Regions from separate parts of the Homo sapiens genome. Here region 1 is linked to region 2. A link is an interaction called in ENCODE POLR2A ChIA-PET data of the cell type or tissue named here. Cell type or tissue: OCI-LY7. All regions are shown on one strand. Each heading gives the region's core, and the rest is flanking DNA. Links, peaks and the distances in the headings are about the cores only.

Region 1 (10,189 bases), core at 1,152-9,151, 58 kb before region 2:
ATATAAATAAGAATTATCTTTAATAATCTTTTATTTTTGGCCATATCAATTTCCCATTACAGTGATTTGTACTTTTTTGTTTAAACTGAAAACATTAAAATTAGAATCAAGTTAACTCTAACTAGATTTTTGTTTGTATGCTCACAATTTTTACTACTTTTATCAAAGAAGTTTTTCCAGAGAGTTATTTTACCCTAAATTTTATAACATTTATTTTAAATATTACTATTTTTGTAATAAAATTGACATTTCTTATGAAAGGAATTGAGTCAGCATTATTATAAGTCCTCCATACTGATATTTGAATGTGTCTGGGTGCCTAGACAGACGTTGTATATTTACACCAATTGTACACAGCTGTCCAGTAAACTGTTCATAAGAAGACAGTGATGTCGTGAAATCCAAGTGCTTCCATTAGTAATATACTGTTTATGTAAATGATTGGTTAACCAGAATGAAAGAAGTTAGGGGAAATAACAGTAACACTTGTCAGGTGCTAGACTAGGATGTGTGACTTTAAAAACATATTAGTAATAGGAGGATAAGGGGTCTCTTTAAATTTGACTTTATGAGATGATTCTTCTTAAAATATCAGAATTTAGCTGTGTCAGAGGAATTTACCTGTGTCCACATAAGAAATTTTAAAAAATAATTTGGTTTACACAATTCAGGAAAATATTTTCCAGTTAACAGACATCTATTGTGTAGCTATTATTAAGCTAAATGCTATTTCTTGTCCTTCTAGAAATTTAAAAAAAAGAATAAATGCAGTTATGAAAGGGTATTTATGTGCTGGTTATAGTGGAGGTGGTTCTGTTAGATTATGACTTTCCATAATTCTTTAACCAGGCAACTATTGACGAGTTTCACTTTATTCAGCCACAAGAATGAGTAAGGCCAAACTACCTATTATATAACAGAAGCAAAGTAAGAAGTCAAAACACTGCATGTGTTAGATTTTGTTGAATGATTAAATATTTGTGTTTTTAAAAACAAAAGATAACATCAGTGAAATTTGTTCAGTAGTTTAAAAGGAAAATTTTCTTTTTAAAAATCAAAATAATGCTGATTCATGTATGATGTATTCACTGTATTTGCTTATAAACAGTAGTGAAATTGATTTTGATTAAGACGCAATGCACACACACATCATGTCTTGTGTACTATGTAATTAATAAAGCCCCTATAATTTAAGGTTTTTATTGTAAAAAACAAAAGATAGAATTTAATTTAAAAGACCAGAGTATTAGCTATTGTTCCAAAACTACTGCTGTTGTGATCGAGTATTAAAAATTGCATGCTAAAGCTGCAATCTTTTTAAATATATAAAGATAAAATGCATGACTGTGTGTGTCCCAAGTGACTTTTAATCAAAGTTTAGTTGTGCCCTTTATGAAACCACGAATTGAGTCATGTCATGCTAACTTTACGGAAAAGTAATTTGCTTTTATATTAGGGAATTCAATATATATGCCCATGCGTAACTCATTCAGAAATTCAAATTTGAAGTCCAGTGCTATTTGAATTTAAACATAAGTAACAGATATTTTTGTTTGTTTCCTGCAGCCCATTTGGAAGCCCTTTCCTAATCAAGACAGTGACTCGGTGGTACTAAGTGGCACAGACTCAGAACTGCATATACCTCGAGTATGTGAATTCTGTCAAGCAGTTTTCCCACCATCCATTACATCCAGGGGGGATTTCCTTCGGCATCTTAATTCACACTTCAATGGAGAGACTTAAGACACATTTGAAAACAGACATATCAAGTTCTATGTGATGATTTTGGGTTTTTAATACTATAAATACTTGATTGTAAACTAAATTCAAGATCATTTATAGGAAAATCTAGTTTCACAGCTATTTGAATTTTTTTCTGGATTTACTATATAACTCTTATTTTTTAAAAGATCATTCTGTTCTTTCAAGGAGAAATAAGCCTAAAAGAAGAAAAACAAAAAAAATTCTGTATAAAACTGTAATCCTTTGTATTCATGTTTACAGTGCTATTACTATAATTCAAAATTATGTATGTGACTTAGAGTTATATAATCATAATTTATGTTTATTTCAAATATCTAAGTTTATTGCTTGGATTTCTAGTGAGAGCTGTTGAATTTGGTGATGTCAAATGTTTCTAGGGTTTTTTTAGTTTGTTTTTATTGAAAAATTTAATTATTTATGCTATAGGTGATATTCTCTTTGAATAAACCTATAATAGAAAATAGCAGACAACATAAACATCTTTGTAAATATCAAACCTAATACATTTCTTGTCCAGTGATAAAACAACTGGTAGAATTATTTAAACACTTTAGATTTTTAAATAATATACATGGCTTTAATTTTTACTGTGTGTATAGCTACATGATGAAATTAATTAAATATTAAGAGGTACTTATGTTGTGATCATTTGTATGTCCTTTGTTCCTGAGTAAAAAAAAAAAAAAAAAAAGGGAAGGAAGGAATCACATTTTTAGGGAAGTTTATAAAATTCATGTTTTCATTTCAGTAACCTAATAGAATGGTGATGACCAGATTTGGTGGCATTTATTACAATTAGTGAATCACTTTGAATTTTAGAATTATTCTTCAAACTAAACTTTCTAAAGAAACATTTGTTTTTAACGGGAGAAAATCTAAAACCCTGCAAGGACTATCTATATTTGTTAACTTAGATTAGAAATGTTCATATTCTTGTTGAGAAATTTGTTATTCATTGTTAGCAGCCTGATTGATGGCCACTGAAGACATTTGAGAGAGTGGATACCAAATTCAGACGGCTGCAAAATTTGTTTAAAATGAGACTTCCCTTTCATTTTTATTCCCTATGATTCTCGCCTTATAGGTTTCTGTTTTCCCCTGATTCTTAAAAGTGTTTAAGGCATGGCTTCCATTTTATGAAGTAAGCATTGATTTGCAACTCTCAGAAATTTAAGCCTTCTTGAAGCAAGTGCTTTAAACTAGAGGGTGTGGGATGGGGGAATTTGAGCAGGCCTCTGTGCCACAGTGAAGAACCTTAACTTGTGGAAGAATGAGAGTGGTGCCTCGACTTCTCCTGGTGCCAAGCACATCATATTGACATGTTCCTCACCAGGGTGACAGTAATTATTAGGTATTCACTGCGAAGGGTTCTGAGGTATGTACATCTTTCTTTCATTGCCACTAGGGCTGAATGGAAATGCCTAGACAATTATCCAAGTTTCTTCCCTTCCCCCCACTTCCCGCCCACCCAGCCTCCCTTCTCCGCGCGCGCGCACACACACACACACACACACACACACACACACACACACACACAAAATTAAAAATAAAAACTTCCCAGCGTGTACCAGCCAGAATATACCACTGTACCTATCTGGTGAAAGGGGATTCTTTTTTTCCCCTGTCCTTTTCTAGATGGGAAGACTTTCTCTCAACACAGTTGACATCTACTAGCTTGCTGACAACCAGAGGAAACTCCGTGTCCCAGAAGGTGACTCAAATTAAAGTGTACCATTGACCTTCCTCCCCAGCCCATCCTTTCCCCGCCCCCACCACTTTTAGCAGGACTAGCAAACTCGGTTTTCTTCTGGATTCCAGCGGCACCCTAAGCTCCACGTGGTGAGGGACATAGACCCTTTGGGGCCACAGGAAAGGCAGCCTGGAGAGCAGCCCCCTGCCCTGCTCTACAGAGGGAGCGCGGGTCACCGCTCTAAAGGTGGAGTGGGCACCCGCCAGGTCTCTCCCTCTGTCTCATGACTGAGTCGTGCAGGGTCTGGCTTTTGGCATCTGCTAAGCGTGGCCGGGTAAGAACAGCTCCCAGGTAAAAAAGCTGCACACGCGAAACGCCGAGTCTGAAAAAACCACCCCCGCCGAGGCGAGGCAGTTGTGAGCGGGATGCCTGAGAAGTGGGAGGTGAATGTCCTCGGGAGGGCCCCCCCGGTGCAGCTTTCCCCGGAGGCTGAGGCTGCTGCCAGCGGGGACATCTGCTTTCTTACACTCCAGCCTGGCTCACCCCGCCCCCTCAGCCCCGGGTTGCGTGGTTATTTTACCAACACGGGGGGAGGGAGAGCTCGAGGAGGTAGAAAAGGGGTGGATAGAAGCTTAGAAGATTTTCTTCCCACTCCCCCCACGTCCCCTCCTTTCGTCACATCTTTTAACCTTCAAGGTAAAGACTTAAGGAAACAATAAGCGTGTCCGCTGGCTCGCAGGCCCGCCGGGGTTCTCGGGCGCGGGGCCTTGCCCCTCTCCATCCTCCCTGAGTCCTTCCCCGAGTCGGGCCGTGCTTCGGCGGTTCGGCTGGGCGCAGGGGCCGGCCGGGCGCGCCCAGCCTGTGGCGCCTCCTCTCCCGGGCTGCTGCCTCGACAGCTGCTTGTAGCTACAGTAATTAGACTGTCAGTGCTTGTTAGAGGAGAGAGGGGAAAACACGCTTCTGACAGCAGATTCCAAGACTCCCCAGTTTGTTAATTTCTAAGAGATCTTTAAAGCATTAATTGAGGTCTCCCCAACTCTCCCCTCCCGTCCCTCTCTGCAACTCCTCCCTTCCCAAAAATATCTTTAGGAGAAGCGAGTTCTCTCGGCGTGGAAGCAGTGTTTCCCGCAAAACTGCCAGCCCGCCCCCCGCTCACGCACAGACACCCAATTTCCCATATACAGATAAATGCACACATGTATACGCGAAAGGTTAACTCGGCGGAGGACTCGCCCAAATAAGCACCGGGATTGCATTTAAAATAATAATAATAAATAAATAAATAAACTAGGAAGGAAAGCGGGGGGAGGGAAGCAGAAGTCGGGAAGAAAAGAGAAAAGCAGCAGGCTGATTACGAGGTGTCAAAACTGCCAGGAGCAAGAAGGTGATAGCAATCAGGGGTGAGAAGAGTGCGGCATTCGTGCGGGGCAACTAATTATCCGTCTCATTTGAGAAGAGCAGCATTTGAGGCAGCAGCGTTCGCCTGCTGAACGGTGACAGATTGGCGCGGAGGAGAGGGGAGGTGTTAAAACAATGGAGCCGGGCGCGCGAGCGCTGCTGCATGCTAATCAGCCCTCCCTCCGCCTGCCTGCCGCGCTCCCTCCTTCCTCCCGGCCTCCCTCCTCCGCGCTCCCTCCTCCCGCCTGCGGCGCTCCCTCCTTTCCAGCGGGCCCCGCGCCGCCGCCGCCACCCGCTTCCTGCTCCCTCGCTTTCCCGCGCGTCCTTCCCGCCGCTGGCGAGTGGAACCCAGCCACCGCCACCGAGTCCCTAGCGGGCCAGGAGCCCCCGCGCGGCCCCCAGCGCCGGCCCGGTGGAGTGCAGCCCCGCGCGGGCTCGCCCGAGGGCTCGGCCTGCGCCGCGCGCCCACTCCCCGGGGCGGTGGGGCGAGGACCCGCGCTCCGGGATCCACGTACTGGGGAAGCGGCCGAAGAGCCTGCGTTCTCACGCCCACTCGCTGTCTGGTGAATCGACCGCGTCGGCCAGCGAGCGCGACTGGGAGTCCAGGCGAATTCAGAAAGGGCTAGGGCCAGCCAGGGGTGAAAAGAGTGACAGGGCCACAAAGGCCAAGAAGGGCTCCAGGACTGAGCGCAGATCTCCTGCCCTGCCCGAGCGTGGCCGCCACCCCGAGGCCTCCAGCCGCCCCCAACCCGCCCTGCAGTGGCCGCGCCCCGCTGGCCTGCGGCGAGTCGGCGAGGTCAGCGCCCCCCGCCACGCCTCGCGCGCTGCGGCTCTTAGACCCCTGGAGCCCCTTTTTTGCCAGAGCTACCGGTCCACGGTTTAAATGATCGCAGCGAAGATACATAAAGGGCCTTAGCATTAGCTGTGCTTCCAAGGCCTGACCTCCTGACCCCAAGACTAGATTAAGGGGCCGTCTGGGCCTCGAGAGTTCCCTCGAAAGACCGTCGCGGGGAGAGAAGGGCCTGGAAAGAAGCGGGCCGCGCTCCCCCCTGCCGCGAAGACTGTGGGGCAGATGGGGGCAGGACCTGATCTGGAGGCCCAGCTCCCCGCCTGGCCGCTCTGTTCTATACTCTGGCCCGAGACAAGCTAGTCAAAAACAGCAGCGCCCTGGCCGCCCCTCCGACAAAGAGCCCATCGGAACCCGAGTCTGCTGAAAAAAGCCTTTCATACCTGTTGATGCAGGCGGGGACCTGAGATTTCATACAACCTCCTGTTACTTTTTGACCGTAAAAGCTGATTGTTGCACTTAAAAGGCACTTTTATTCCTACCATTAAAATATTTTTACTGTTACGGGTTTACATAAACTACCCTTATAAACATCATAAAACTTCCTTCCCCGTAAGCCATAGATGGACCTCCAGAGTAACTAAAAACCTGTGCAGTGTAATTGTTTCTTCTGCTGACCCCTACCTTTGCATAACTTTATACACACCATTGTTCCTTTTTAAAAAATCAATTTAAAATAAGGTTTGCTAAAGCTCAGTCATATATACACAAAGGTTTCATTTATATTATTCTGCTTTGTAATATTTCATGATAAAAGTACACAAAAATGAAATTAAAATGAGTAAATTTTGGTATTTTTATACCATCCTCATTGATCCTAGTCATGTGAAAAACTACACAAGTGCAGAGTGAATCATTTTTCCTTTTAGAATATGCCCAGGCATACCAATAGAATAGCTGAATGCAAACTTCAGATCTACTAAAATCATACAGAACGTTTTAAAGTTTTTAAGTTGAAAAATCTTAGAAGAGTTACATAAAGGATTTTGTGTAAGTAAATGTTAATGCTTTCTGCTTTCCACTCTTTGGAAAACCACTAAGCAGGCCTCTGCCCTTGGCATATACAGACTTCTTGATGCTACAGTATTAGCTGGCATTTGGAAAATTCCCTTGTGTCTGAATCTGTTAAAATAGCAACCTATCTAACAGCAAAACAAATTTTAACTTTATATTTATTCATGTAAACGTGGAGATTCAGATGTTCCATCAGCATCAAAATTAAGCAATTTATTAACTATTCACCAGCCTTTGCTTCATTAACCAATTCTGTAGAAGCAATGTCTCTCTAAAGCTGTGAATCTACAGAGCTCAAACAAATTTAGTTCAATCCCATGTTGTTATGTATCTCACCAAATTATTTATCTTCCAATAACTTGGTTTATACAGGCTTAGTGTAATTTCCTCTCAGTATACAGACCTCACAAATTTGCATGACTGTTTTAACGGTGTATTTACAGATAAGTTTTTATTTGCACATAAGGACAAAAAGGTGAAGTGAAATTTGGTCCCAATGGAAACCTGTTAGGTTCCCTGAACATATGGCTCATTGGGCTGTTACTTCCTTTTTGAGATCATTTTCCAAGATTTTTTAATATATACATCAATTTGACACCAGTTATAAAGAAAATATATTGGCTTTGAAGATTCCTCCACCTGGGGCATATCTCTTAATAACACACCATGTAGTCAGGTGTACCTCTGAATATACAGGTTTCCAGTCTCTGAAAACGGCATATTTTGAAATCAGTCAGAGCTGCCAGTTGATTTACACTGTCTTTGAAATTAAGTAGTTCTTTGGATTCTTAGAATGCCACATTGATTTGATTAATACAGTTTAGGGGTGACTAAAACTCTTTTTTGGAAGGCTGTGCATTTGGAATCCACAGTATTACAATGATTTCTCTCAGCAGATACAAGTGATGTAAGTCTCATTTGTTGAAAGTGTGTGGTGCCAGCTTAAGACTTAAGGGGAAAATCACAGCACTTTGAAAAAGATGTAAATGTTCAATTGGTAAAAAAGGGGAAAAAACCGTGCTAAAACATGTGCCTATTTCCATTATGCTTAATTTACTATTCAAAACAAGTTTTTCCTAATAAGCTCTATTGTTTCTTTCTGTTTTGTAAAATTTAATATGTGTGAGACAAAAACCAGATTCAGAATGTGAATGAAGTCTGTTTAGCGAAAGATTGTGGGAGCTTACAGTTCAAGAAGGCCTCAAATTAAAAGAAACATCATCTTCTATCACCAAAAAGATACAAAGAAGCAAGTTTCTTGGGTCATTTCTAGGACCAGTTCCTAGATTGCCAACTTCCTCCATCCTCAGAGCTCCTCATGGATGAATTCACACACTTTAAAGTGCACCAAGCACTAGAATATTCAGAATGATTATGCCACGTTTATTTACTGCATAGCTGTAGCTTTCATCTTATTGTAGTCCTCTTTTCTCTGAAGCATCAATCCCCTAATAGGACTGAAGTAAGTTCTCAAACATGTTATCCCCTTGTCCTGACTATAGAGGGTTATGTCTATCTCAAAATCACTCACACATTTTCAGAGAATCTGTACCTGATTATGCAACCCTTTGACGTTTAACCCATCTCCCATGGTTGAATGTCCCCTTGGAATCCAGAAGGCCTGGATATCCTGGCACTTGCCCATGTGTCCTTTGTTGTTTAGGGCTATACCATGAATACATTCAAAAACTATCTTGTTAATATCCTTTGGAAGGACTGTAAAAATAATGACTTTTCACTTTAAAATAATTCAAGGAATAGTTGTTTTTAAAAGAAAATGTTAAAGACTGCCTAATTCAACTTTCTTTTTGTGTGGACAAAACAAACAATAAAGAAACAAACAAAAAAACCCCACTGTATCTAAAGAGAATAAATGAGTCCCTCACACCTACTCAAATAGTTGGAACTCAACTCAAGCTCTCCTGTCTTTTTCAAACTATTGTTTTTTCCATAACCAGCCCTTACCTCAAATAAAATACAGTGTTTCACTGACTTTGTACTTTGTTTCAGAGGAAGCCTAAGTCCTATCCAAAGTCTTTTTACACAAAAGAATAAACCACAGAGAGAGTAGGGGGCCTGACATTACCTGACACTGGAGTGGGGTTTATTATTTAAAGTTGTCGGCCAGGTGAGGTGGCTCACGCCTGTAATCCAAGCACTTTGGGAGGCCGAGGCAGGCAGATCACCTGAGGTCAGGAGTTCGAAACCAGCCTGGCCAACATGGTGAAACCCCATCTCCACTAAAAATACAAAAATTAGCTGGGCGTGGTGGTGCATGCTTGTAGTCTCAACTACTCTGGAGGCCGAGGCAGGAGAATCGCTTGAACCTGGGAGGCAGAGGTTGCAGTGAGCCGAGATCGCACCACTGCACTCCAGCCTAGGGGACAGAGCCAGACTCCATCTTAATCAATCAATCTATCAATCAATCAATGTTGTCAGTTTATCACCACTCTAACAAGGGCCCCAGTCCATTTCTGCTTGGAAAAGAGGCACCTTAACCCACTGGGTGTTGAGCATCTCTCTGGCCTGCTCCAATGAGGGAAGAGCAAGTCATGGAACATATTTTTGTAGACACAAACTAACATGAGAGAAGATAAAAAATGATTTGTACCTCTAGAGTATGGAGTTAAACCATACCATAACTGCCAAACCACAGTGCTAAGTTTTTTAACAGTCTGAATTCTAGGTTAGAGTTTGTCTGGGGGAAACAAAATAGCTAACCAGCACGAACTGGAAGTGAGCTTATGTATTTTCTAAAACTATTGATCTGGAACTAAAACATTATCTAAACCAACCAAATACTTCATTTGGTTCCAGACCTGGCCTTCACTGTCTGGAGATGGCTGTGCAGCTCAGAAGGAAGTCTCGGCCTTATATTATCTTCCCCTGAGAGTATTGGTGAATCAACTCTGAAAACAGCACTCATTAGACAAATAGTTTCTCCATTTGCAGCTGTTAAATAGCTCTACCCGCCAGTGATAAAGGGGCATCCTGTGTGGGTGTACTCAGACCTCTTCAAGCAACTGGCTTAAAAGGAAGGCTAGCTCACTGGGGATCCAAAGTATCAGTAAGGGTGATAAAGCTTGCTTGAAAAAGCTCTCTCTAACTGGGGCTGGGGAAGCAATGCAAGCAGCAGGCTTTCTCCAGAAAGCAGCTTTCTAACTCCTCACCCTCTCACACACACTTCAATATACAAAGACCCACTGTTTTGTTGCGTTTTTCCTGAGGTTTTACCTTTGGCACTGCAAAAGCCTTTTCTTTCAGCATCTGCAAGACCCTATTGGATGAGATCTATTTCTAGGTTAAAGCCTTTGATACATTTCAAAGCAGACTTTGCCTTTAAAGTTCTCAACTCAACTCTTTTTTTTTTTTCAAAATATACTAAATACCAATGGGTAACGTGGCTCTATAGTCAAGGTTTAGAAAAAATATATGCACTAATGCCGACATGGGAACCACTGTAACTGACATTCCAC
Region 2 (10,189 bases), core at 1,465-9,464:
AACTACCATCAGAGTGAACAGGCAACCTACAGAATGGGAGAAAATTTTTGCAATCTACCCATCTGACAAAGGGCTAATATCCACAAATTATAAAGAAGTTAAAGAAATTTACAAGAAAAAAATCAACCCCATCAAAAAGTGGGCAAAGGATATGAACAGACACTTCTCAAAAGAAGACATTTATGCAGCCAACAGACACATGAAAAAATGCTCATCATCACTGGCCATCAGAGAAATGCAAATCAAAACCACAATGAGATACCAACTTACACCAGTTAGAATGGCGATCATTAAAAAGTCAGGAAACAACAGGTGCTGAAGAGGATGTGGAGAAACAGGAACACTTTTACACTGTTGGTGGGACTGTAAACTAGTTCAACCATTGTGGAAGACAGTGTCGCAATTCCTTAAGCATCTAGAACTAGAAATACCATTTGACCCAGCCATCCCATTACTGGGTATATACCCAAAGGATTAGAAATCATGCTGCTATAAAGACACATGCACACGTATGTTTATTGCAGCACTATTCACAATAGCAAAGACTTGGAACTAACCCAAATGTCCATCAATGATAGACTGGATTAAGAAAATGTGGCACATATACACCATGGAATACTATGCAGCCATAAAAAAGGATGAGTTCATGTTCTTTGTAGGGACATGGATGAAGGTGGAAGCCATCATTCTGAGCAAACTTTTGCAAGGACAGAAAACCAAACACAGCATTTTCTCACTCATAGGTGGGAACTGAACAATGAGAACACTTGGACACAGGGGCCTGTTGTGGGGTGAGGGAGGGGGGAGGGATAGCATCAGGAGATATACCTAATGTAAATGATGAGTTAAAGGGTAAGGCACACCAACATGGCACATGTATACATATGTAAGAAACCTGCACGTTGTGCACATGTATCTAGAACTTAAAGTATAATAAAAAAAGCATAAAATAAAATAAAATATTTAAGGGTAGCAACTTTAAAAAGATAAAATGTATCACTTACAAACTACATAAACTGATCTATAGATTATATGCAACAATAATGACATAATGCTTATTAAGTATCTTACAAATATTAAGTCATTTAATCCTCACAACAACCCTACTATTATAACTGTCCCCATTCTGGCTCCAGAATTCAAGCTCTTAGTACCCTGGTAATAATTTATACATAGTAGTCCTCACTTATTGGCAATTTTGTGACTAACCATGGTCTGAAAATATTAAGTGAAAATTTTCAGAAATAATTCTTAAGTTGGAAATCGTGTACCATTCTGAGTGGTGTGATGAAATCTCACACTGTCCCACTCAGTCTTACCCAGACAGGAATCACCCGTGTCCAGCGTCACCATGCTGTAAGCTGTTCATCACCTGTTCATTAGTCACTCAGCAGCCATACTGGCTATAGATGGACTGTTGTGGTATCACAGTGCTTATGTTCAAATAACTTTTATTTTATTTAATAATGGCCCCAAGATGCAAGAGTAGTGATGCTGGCAATTTGGCTATGCCAAGCAGAAGCCATCAAGTGCTCCTTTTAAGTGAAAAGATGAAAGTTCTCAACTTAACAAGGAAAGAAAGAAAATCATATGCTGAGGTTGCTGAGATCTACAATAAGAATGTATCTTCTATCTGTGATATTGTGAAGAAGAAGAATGAAATTTGTGCATCATAGATGCACAAATATATATATATATGGCTTGGTATTATCTGAGGTTTCAGATATCCACTGGAACATATCCCCCTTGGATAAGGTGGGGGGACCACTGTATGTCTTATGTGATTGCAAATGTAATAGATGACAATTTTTTTACACAGTTGGCAATAAAGAATGGTAAATGTGACATGCAAAGTTAAACAAAAAGCTAACCATTTGTGTACATAACGGAAAGTCTTCACATTAAAAAAAAAAAAAACAGGACTACAAGATGTTTGTACTTCTTGGTCATTGGTGAATGGCAGAATGGGGAGAGAGCAGAATGGGGAGAGGTAATGCATTCCTAAAACTTAAGTACCAGAAACTAGAAACAGATTCCATAATATGGACAATTTTTTTTTTAATTTTTTATTTTTTTCTGAGACGGAGTCTCACTCTGCCACCCAGGCTGGAGTGCAGTGGTGCAATCTAGGTTCATTCCAACCTCTGCCTCCCAGGTTCAAGCGATTCTTCTGCCTCAGCCTCCCGAGTAGGTGGGATTACAGGTGCGCACCACCATGCCCAGCTAATTTTTGTATTTTTAGTAGAGACAGGGTTTCACCATATTGGCCGGGCTGGTCTCAAATGCCTGACCTCACGATCAGCCTGACTTGGCCTCCCAAAGTGCTGGGATTACAGGTGTGAGCCACCACGGCCGGCTGATATGGACAATTTATTACATGAGAAAGGTGACATTGCAAATCAACAGGATAAAGACAAATTGCTTAATAAATGGAGGAACAGCTAGGTAGAAACCTCGAAAAATGTGAAGTTGGAGCCCTTATACTAAAATAAATTCTAGATCGCTGAAGGATTTAAATATGAAAGTCTTTGAAGAAGGAAGAGATGTTTTAAAAGTTTTACACTATAAAATGTTTTTCTGAATATACACAACCCAGAAGCAAAAGCAAAGCCATTAAATGTTTTTTGAAACTTTTATACAGCAAAAAATAGCACAAACAAATCTGGAGAGGGCTCCAGGTTTTCCCACCCACCACCTTAGCAGAGCAGCTCTGCATTTATCTGTTTTATATATTGGTGCCCTATGTAAGATTCCATTTGACAAAATGTTCCATTGCTAGAATAAGAGTGAGAATAAGAATAAGAAGTTAAACAGCGTTCTCTCTGTACACTGAGGACCAAAGTAGTAAATGACTTAAAGTCACAAAGGTAGCAGCATAAGGTTTCCAGACTTTTTGTGCTGCTTTTTTTTTTCTTTTTACTACCCTTTTGGGAAGATTAAATGAAACATTGGACTAGCCATTGAAATAAATCCTTTTTTACACTAACCAAATTAACAGCATATTGGGTTTTTGTTTTGTTTTGTTTTGAGACGGAGTCTCACTCTGTCTGCAGGCTGGAGTGCAGTGGCGTGATCTCGGCTCACTGCAACCTCTGCCTCTTGGATTCAAGTGATTCTCCTGCCTCAGCCTCCCGAGTAGCTGGGATTACAGGCACGCACCACCATGCCGGACTAATTTTTGTATTTTTAGTAGAGACGGGGTTTCACCATGTTGGCCAGGATGGTCTCCATCTCTTCACCTCATGATTCACCCACCTTGGCCTCCCAAAGTGCTGGGATTACAGGTGTGAACCACTGCACCCTGCTGGGGTTTTTAGTTTGTATAGTTCTTGGTAGTTTTGATTGGTTTTAAATCTTTCTCATGTGTCCCATTATTATTTAATTACTTATTACAGCACTACAGAGTCCATATGCATGCAGGTTAGAAAAAAACTGAATAGATTTAAAAATGTATATATAATATACATGATTTTTTAGAGTTATTTTTAAATTCCTCCAAGCATTTCAAAATTCATTAGAAACATTTTACCTACTAGTGAAATCTGGCATAATGCATTGATGTCATCCAAATTTCCAAAGCATTTTATTATAAAGTGTCACCTTTGAAGCAATTCCATAGCATAGATACCATGGTTAGTATTATAACTCAAGCAAGCCTTTTTGCATTCTAGTCTCATTAAAGTTGCTTTATGAAAAAATATATAAATGTATATATAAGATTTGATGTTGTATTATTATATTTAAATGTTTTTCAGTCGGAACAACTAATAGCTCAATTGCTCTTGTTAAGCATTCATGGCCCAATTATGTTTTTTTGTTTTTTGTGTTTTGTTTTGTTTTGTTTTGTTTTTGAGATGGACTCTCACTCTATCACCTAGGCTGGAGTCCAGTGGTGCAGTGGTGCCATCTCGGCTTACTGCAACCTCTTTCTCCCGGTTTCAAGCTATTCTCCTGCCTCAGCCTCCAGAGTAGCTGGGATTACAGGCATGTGCCACCATGACTGGCTAATTTTTGTATTTTTAGTAGAAATGGGGTTTCACCATGTTGGCCAGGCTGGTCTTGAACTCCTGATCTCAAGTGATTCACCCACCTTGGCCTCCCAAAGTGCTGGAATTACAGGTGTGAGCCACCACACCCAGCCCAATTATGTTTTGAAGCACAAAATAAAAAGTTATCTCTCATTAAAAAAAAATCTTCCCTTTACTTATTAATCAAGTTTTTTGTAGTCTCAGAATTACCACTTTCACTCCTTTTGATTCAACAGCTGAGATTTTAAAAGCTACCATTTATCTGTAAAAAATTATTGTCATTTTGTGAATAAATACCAAATTGTCTCTATGAATAGGTTCATTTTCACTCAATTGTTAGGAAATGACTGTTCTACAATAGCATCTTAAAGCATTAAGATTATTGCTTAATTTATTAAATTCACAATAATTACATAAAGAAATCACAAAATGCTCAGAAAACTAATACAAAGATTAGAAAAGGTTTATAGTGAACTAGTCTACAAATTAAATAAGTTCATTATAAAAATAGTCATACTCTAAAAATATGACTCTTTATAGACTCAGTATCATCCAACAAAGATGATCTTGTTGAAACTACCTCATTAGGGGCTAAGAAGCTTTTGAAGTTTAACTAGAGCAATATTCTCTGACACCTAACAAATTTCTGTTTAATCTTCATGTTTGTAAGTGGATCAAGTTTATTTTATAAAAAGTTTAGAAACTTTATGTAAGTCCTAACCAATAAGTCACAAATATTTTGCTCTTAAAATGTGCTTAAAAGTATACTTAAACCAGGTGTGGTGGCTCACACCTGTAATCCCAGCACTTTGGGAGTCTGAGGTGGGTGGATCACCTGAGGTCAGGAGTTCGAGGCCAGCCTGGGTAACATGGTGAAACGCTGTTTCTACTAAAAATAGAAAAAATTAGCCGGGCATGGTGGCACGCACCTGTAATCCCAGCTACACAGGAGGCTGAGGCAGGAGAATTGCTTGAACCCGGGAGGCAGAGGTTGCAGTGAGCCGAGATCGCGCCACTGTACTCCAGCTTGGGCAACAAGAGTGAAACTCCATCTCAAAAAAAAATACACTTTGTTTTTTTTTTTTTTTTGAGATGGAGTCTCGCTCTGTCACCCAGGCTGGAGTACAGTGGTGCGATCTTGGTTCACTGCAACCTCTGCCTCCTGGGTTCGAGGAATTCTCCTGCCTCAGCCTACCGAGTAGCTGGGATTACAGGCATGTACCACCAGGCTCAGCTAATTTTTGTATTTTTTTTTTTTAGTAAAGATGAGGCTTCACCATGTTGGCCAGGCTGGTCTCAAACTCCTGATCTCAAATGATCCACCCCCCTCGGCCCTCCCAAAGTGCTGGGATTACAGGCGTGAGCCACTGCGCCCGGCCTCACTTAAAGTATTTTTAAGAGTAAAAATCCAGTTTGAGGATTTTATTTATTTATTTTTTGTTTTTTGGCTTTAAAGTATTTATTTTTAGTTTTGTAAATTATTTTTTTTTCTAACTTTTATTTTAGGTTCAAGGTGTACATGTGCAGATTTGTTACATGGGTAAATTGGGTGTTGAGAGAATTTGGTGTACTGATAATTTTGTCACCCAGATTATCAGCATAATACCCAATAGGTAGTTTTTCAATCTCACCCTCCTTCCATCTTCAACACTCAAATTGGCCCCAGTTTGAGGATTTCATGGAATTAAGAAAAATATTTTTTACTCCAATTCTTAATGAGTGCAAAATTTTATGCAAACAGTAATTGAGCATGTTGAAGCAAAACCAAATGACAATACCATACTTATCTGAATCCTGGAATAAAAACCAGTTTGTTAAGTCATTCAGTAGTGATTTGATGTAGTTGTCTTAAGCAATAAGGCACATAAACAGTGTATCCAAGTGATCACTGATGTTAGTTCAAAAAAAGGTCTCCACGATGTATATGTGCCACATTTTCTTTATCCAGTCTTATCATTGATGGGCATTTGGATTGGTTCCAAGTCTTTGCTATTGTGACTAGTGCTGCAATAAACATACATGTGCATGTGTCTTTATAGTAGAATGATTTATAATCCTTTGGGTATATACCCAGTAATGGGATTGCTGGGTCAAATGGTATTTCTGGTTCTAGATCCATGAGGAATCGCCACACTGTCTTCCACAATGATTGAACTAATTTACACTCCCACCAACAGTGTAAAACTGTTCCTATTTCTCCACATCTTCTCCAGAACCTGTTGTTTCCTGACTTTTTAATGATTGCCATTCTAACTGGCATGAGATGGTATCTCATTGTGGTTTTGATTTGCATTTCTCTAATGACCAGTGATGATGTATAACTATGTAACAAACCTGCATGTTCAGCACATATATCCCAGAACTGAAAGTAAAATTTAAAAAAATATATATATATTTTTAAAAAAGGTCTCATGGTGGTGCGCTTCTGTAATCCCAGCTACTTGGGAGGCTGAGGCAGGAGGGTCACTTGAGACCAAGAGTTTAAGGCCAGAAGGGTAATATAACGAGTCCACCATCTCAAAATTTAAAAAAAAAGAAAAGTCATAGTCCTGAGATACTGGGCTGTAAGGTCTCTCCCCTCTTCTACTTTCTTTGGCTGCCCTGCATCCTAATAATTTTAGGGGAGGTACTTTAGCTTCTTTCATCTATACAACTTCTTGAGTAATAAATGGAAGATAGGACATTATTATTAAAAAATTGGTTACCTCCTCATTCATCTTTTTTCAAAGCTCTTAAGAACGAAAACACTTTTTTTTTTTTTTTTTTTTTTTGGTGACAGGTCTCACTCTGTCACTCAGGCTGGAGTGCAATGGCATAATCATGGCTCACTGAAGCCTCAATCTTCCAGGCTCAAGCGATCCTCCCACTTCAGCCTCCCAAGTAGCTGGGACTACAGGCATGCACCACCATGCCTGGCTAATTACTGCATTTTTGTGTAGAGACAGGGTTTCACCATGTTGCCCAGGCTGGTCTCAACTCCTGAGCTCAAGCGATTGGCCCACCTGGGTCTCTCAAAGTGCTGGGATTAGAAGCATGTGCCACTGTGCCCAGCCCTGAAATACTATATTTTATCCTTATAGTTGATAAAGCCTTCTTTATTTATAATTAATAAAGCTCTTCATAATTATCATTCTGTGTCTTCTATGGAATAGAGGACATTCAGTATTTTTCTTGAAATAATTTAGCATTCATTTGAATTCATCCCTTAGTCTTATTTTCTAGGTTAAAAACCCCAAATTATTTTCATCTTTATTCATGTGTTCTATTATTAAAATAATTATTATTGTGGCTTTTTCTTTGTGATAAAGTGTGGTGATAAAAGTTAGATATAAAATTCTAAAAGAAGCCAGTGTGGTGGCTCGTGCCTGTAGTCTCAGCAATTTGGGATGCTGAAGTGGGAGGACCACTTCAGCCTGGGAGATCAAGGCTGCAGCGAGTCGTGATCACCCACTGCACTCCAGCCTGGACGACAGAGTGAAACCCTCTTTCAAAAATTTTAAAAAGAAAAAAAAAGAAATCATATCACAGGTCTGATATGTTCTTTTTGTATTTTTCTATTATACATCAAAATAAGTATATTCCCATTAATACAGAAAATGTTCATGAATCATCTGAAATTATCTTATGTACCGCCTGTGGTACTCATGACAGACAATAAGAAATTCACTTTATTTTGGTTTTGTGTCTCAATCACTTTAGACAATGAGTAGATACATCCAAAATAATGGACAGATCAGACTCATATGGGCATCTTTATTACACTACACAGTTCCACACTCCATCCCCCAAATATGAGTTTCCAGGATTGGTGGAAAGTTTGTTTGGAAAATTTCCTTAGTTATTTGCCAATATAATGAACAGACCTGTGACTTCTCAAGACTCACTCTGAGTGTAGCATCCCTGGAATAGCATTCCAATCTCATTGGCCTGCAAAGCCCATGTCTGTCTGGCTCAGAAAGGAGGTGATCATATGCAATCTTAAGTGTCAAACACAATCTTTCTTTTTTTTTTGAGACAAGGTCTTACTTTGTCACTCAGGCTGGAGTACAGTGACACAATGATGGCTCACTACAGCTTCAAACTCCCTGGGCTCAGATGATCCTCCTGCCTCAGCCCCCCAAGTAGCTGGGACTACAGGCATGTGCCCCACACCCGGCTAATTTTTGGGTTTCTTTTTCTTATTTTTTGTTTTTGTAGAGAGAGGGTTTCATCATGTTGCCTGGGCTAGCCTAGAACTCCTGGGCTCAAGCGATCTGCCTGCCTTGGTCTCCTTTGCTGATTACAGGCGTGAGCCACCATGCCTGGCAACACAATCTTAAGTGTCACTGAAACTTAATATTTCACTTGTGTTCACTTTAGAAAAAAATATGTAACACACAAGGAAATGATATTAGTTGCATATAAATTGCTTCCCTCCCCCAAATCCCACATACTGGTTACTATGAATTTTGAGTTCTGCTACTAACTACATTACCTTTCCCATGTAACATATCCTCATTGAGTTTCATTTTACTAAGCGTGAATGAAGAGTTTGAAAGCATGCAAAAAAGGATAGCTAACTCTAGAGGAAAAAATGTGCCCAAGTCATGAATTGGCATATCAGAAAAGAAAAAATATAAATGGCCAACAAATATGAAACACATTCAATCTTATTAGTAATTAGAAATATGCAAATTAAAACAATATATCACTCTATTTTCATTAGATTATCAAAAATAAACAAGTCTAACAACACTGTTAGTGATGGCACAAAGTAATCAGATATTTTGAACATCACATTGGAATACAATTTGGTACTATCTAGTAAAATTGACATGTCTGTCTTAGAATCTAGCCATTTTACTTCTAGGTATATATTCTTGAGAATCTCTTGATCTGACACACCAGGGGACACACAGAATATTCATAGCAGCATTGTTCATAATAGCAAAAAATTGGAAACAACCCAAATGTCCATCAACTGGAGAATAGATAAATAGTGACAGCCATGTAACAATGAAAAGTCTGGAGAAGAGAGATGCACAGACAATAGAAATCTGCAAGTCTTCAGCACGTAGATGGTAATTCAGACTTTAAGCCTGAAAGAAATAATCCATGGAGCCCTGTAGCGTGAGAAGAGAAATGGGTGAAGAGTGACAGAGGAAGAGGGGCTGAGATATTCTTCTCAAAAAAGTAGAGTAGAGGAAATAAAGGCACATAAAATCTTTGTTTTAATAATAATCTGATACCAGTTTCCTTTTTCTATTGTAGATTGAATGCTATTTTCTGTGTCTTCCTTAATGTTTTTTTCATTCAACATCTTTTTGTAAAGAGGAAAATTGTTTTGTAATATAGTCACCCTCTTTTTTTTTTTTCTTAATAATATACTGGGCCAGGTGCGGTAGCTCATGCCTGCAATCCTAGCCTTTTGGGCGGCTGAGGCGAGTGGATCACTTGAGGTCAGGAGCTCAAGACCAGCCTGGCCAATATGGTGAAACCCCATCTTTACTAAAAATACAATACTTAGCCAGGTGTGGTGGTGTGCGCCAGTAATCCCAGCTACTTGGGAGGCTGAGGCACAAGAATCACTTGAACCCAGGAGGCAGAGGTTGCAGTGAGCCAAGATGGTGCCACTGCACTCTAGCCTGGGCAACAGAGTGAGATTCTGTCTCAAAAACACAACAAATAAAGAATATACTGGTTTCTGAACTTTAAGGCAAACCAATTTGTGATCATTTGATTTACTCTATATATTTTATTCACTTTACTAGAATATAGTAAATTAAATTCTAGAGCCTTCTTGAAAACAGAGGTTATGCTTCTTGCCCAGTAGTAACTTGAATATATACTCTGGATTCTGATTTACCCACTATATGGTGTTCTTTCCTTGTAGATGCTAAGGCAATTCTTCATTGAATTATTGGATCAAACAGTTGAAGAAAACTAAGGAAACTACTTGAAGAGATTACATTTTATTGACACCAGGGACAGATTACATCACCAAAAAAAAAAAAAAAATTTTATGGCAATATCAGTAGTGCCTTTTAAATTAAATGACAAATTGGAAGTGTTTAACAACATATGGTTGCTTTTCCTTGACATATATGATTAAGAATATATCTCTTTATCAAAATGTAAAATACCATCTGGCAGAAGTAACAATTATTCTATTGGCCTTATAC

Evidence for each region. Peaks named below come from ENCODE experiments on the same cell type or tissue, not always from the same donor. Only the 100,000 strongest peaks of a DNase experiment are listed, where the experiment ranks them.
Region 1: POLR2A ChIA-PET joins it to region 2 with 6 read pairs; 7 of 35 experiments call an interaction of 5 or more read pairs at or near these places.

The regions. Positions count from the first base shown.
Region 1 is chr2:161,233,776-161,243,964 of GRCh38, forward strand. TANK (TRAF family member associated NFKB activator) reads left to right here. Exons shown (of 8, transcript NM_001199135.3): 8 at 1,567-2,455. The coding sequence ends at 1,743. The region is part of intron 3 of PSMD14-DT (PSMD14 divergent transcript); the gene reads right to left. Among named protein-coding and RNA genes, the nearest start is that of LINC01806, 5.9 kb to the right of the region's middle. RefSeq lists silencers at 342-411, 4,997-5,366, 5,457-5,526 and enhancers at 4,609-5,165, 9,314-9,393, 9,414-9,523. In OCI-LY7, for the core only: no CTCF peak of the experiment used is centred there; DNase peaks (open chromatin) are centred at 4,306 and 4,996; H3K4me3 peaks cover 1,580 bases; H3K27ac peaks cover 31 bases.
Region 2 is chr2:161,291,368-161,301,556 of GRCh38, forward strand. No RefSeq gene overlaps it. Among named protein-coding and RNA genes, the nearest start is that of PSMD14, 12 kb to the right of the region's middle. In OCI-LY7, for the core only: no CTCF peak of the experiment used is centred there; no DNase peak of the experiment used is centred there.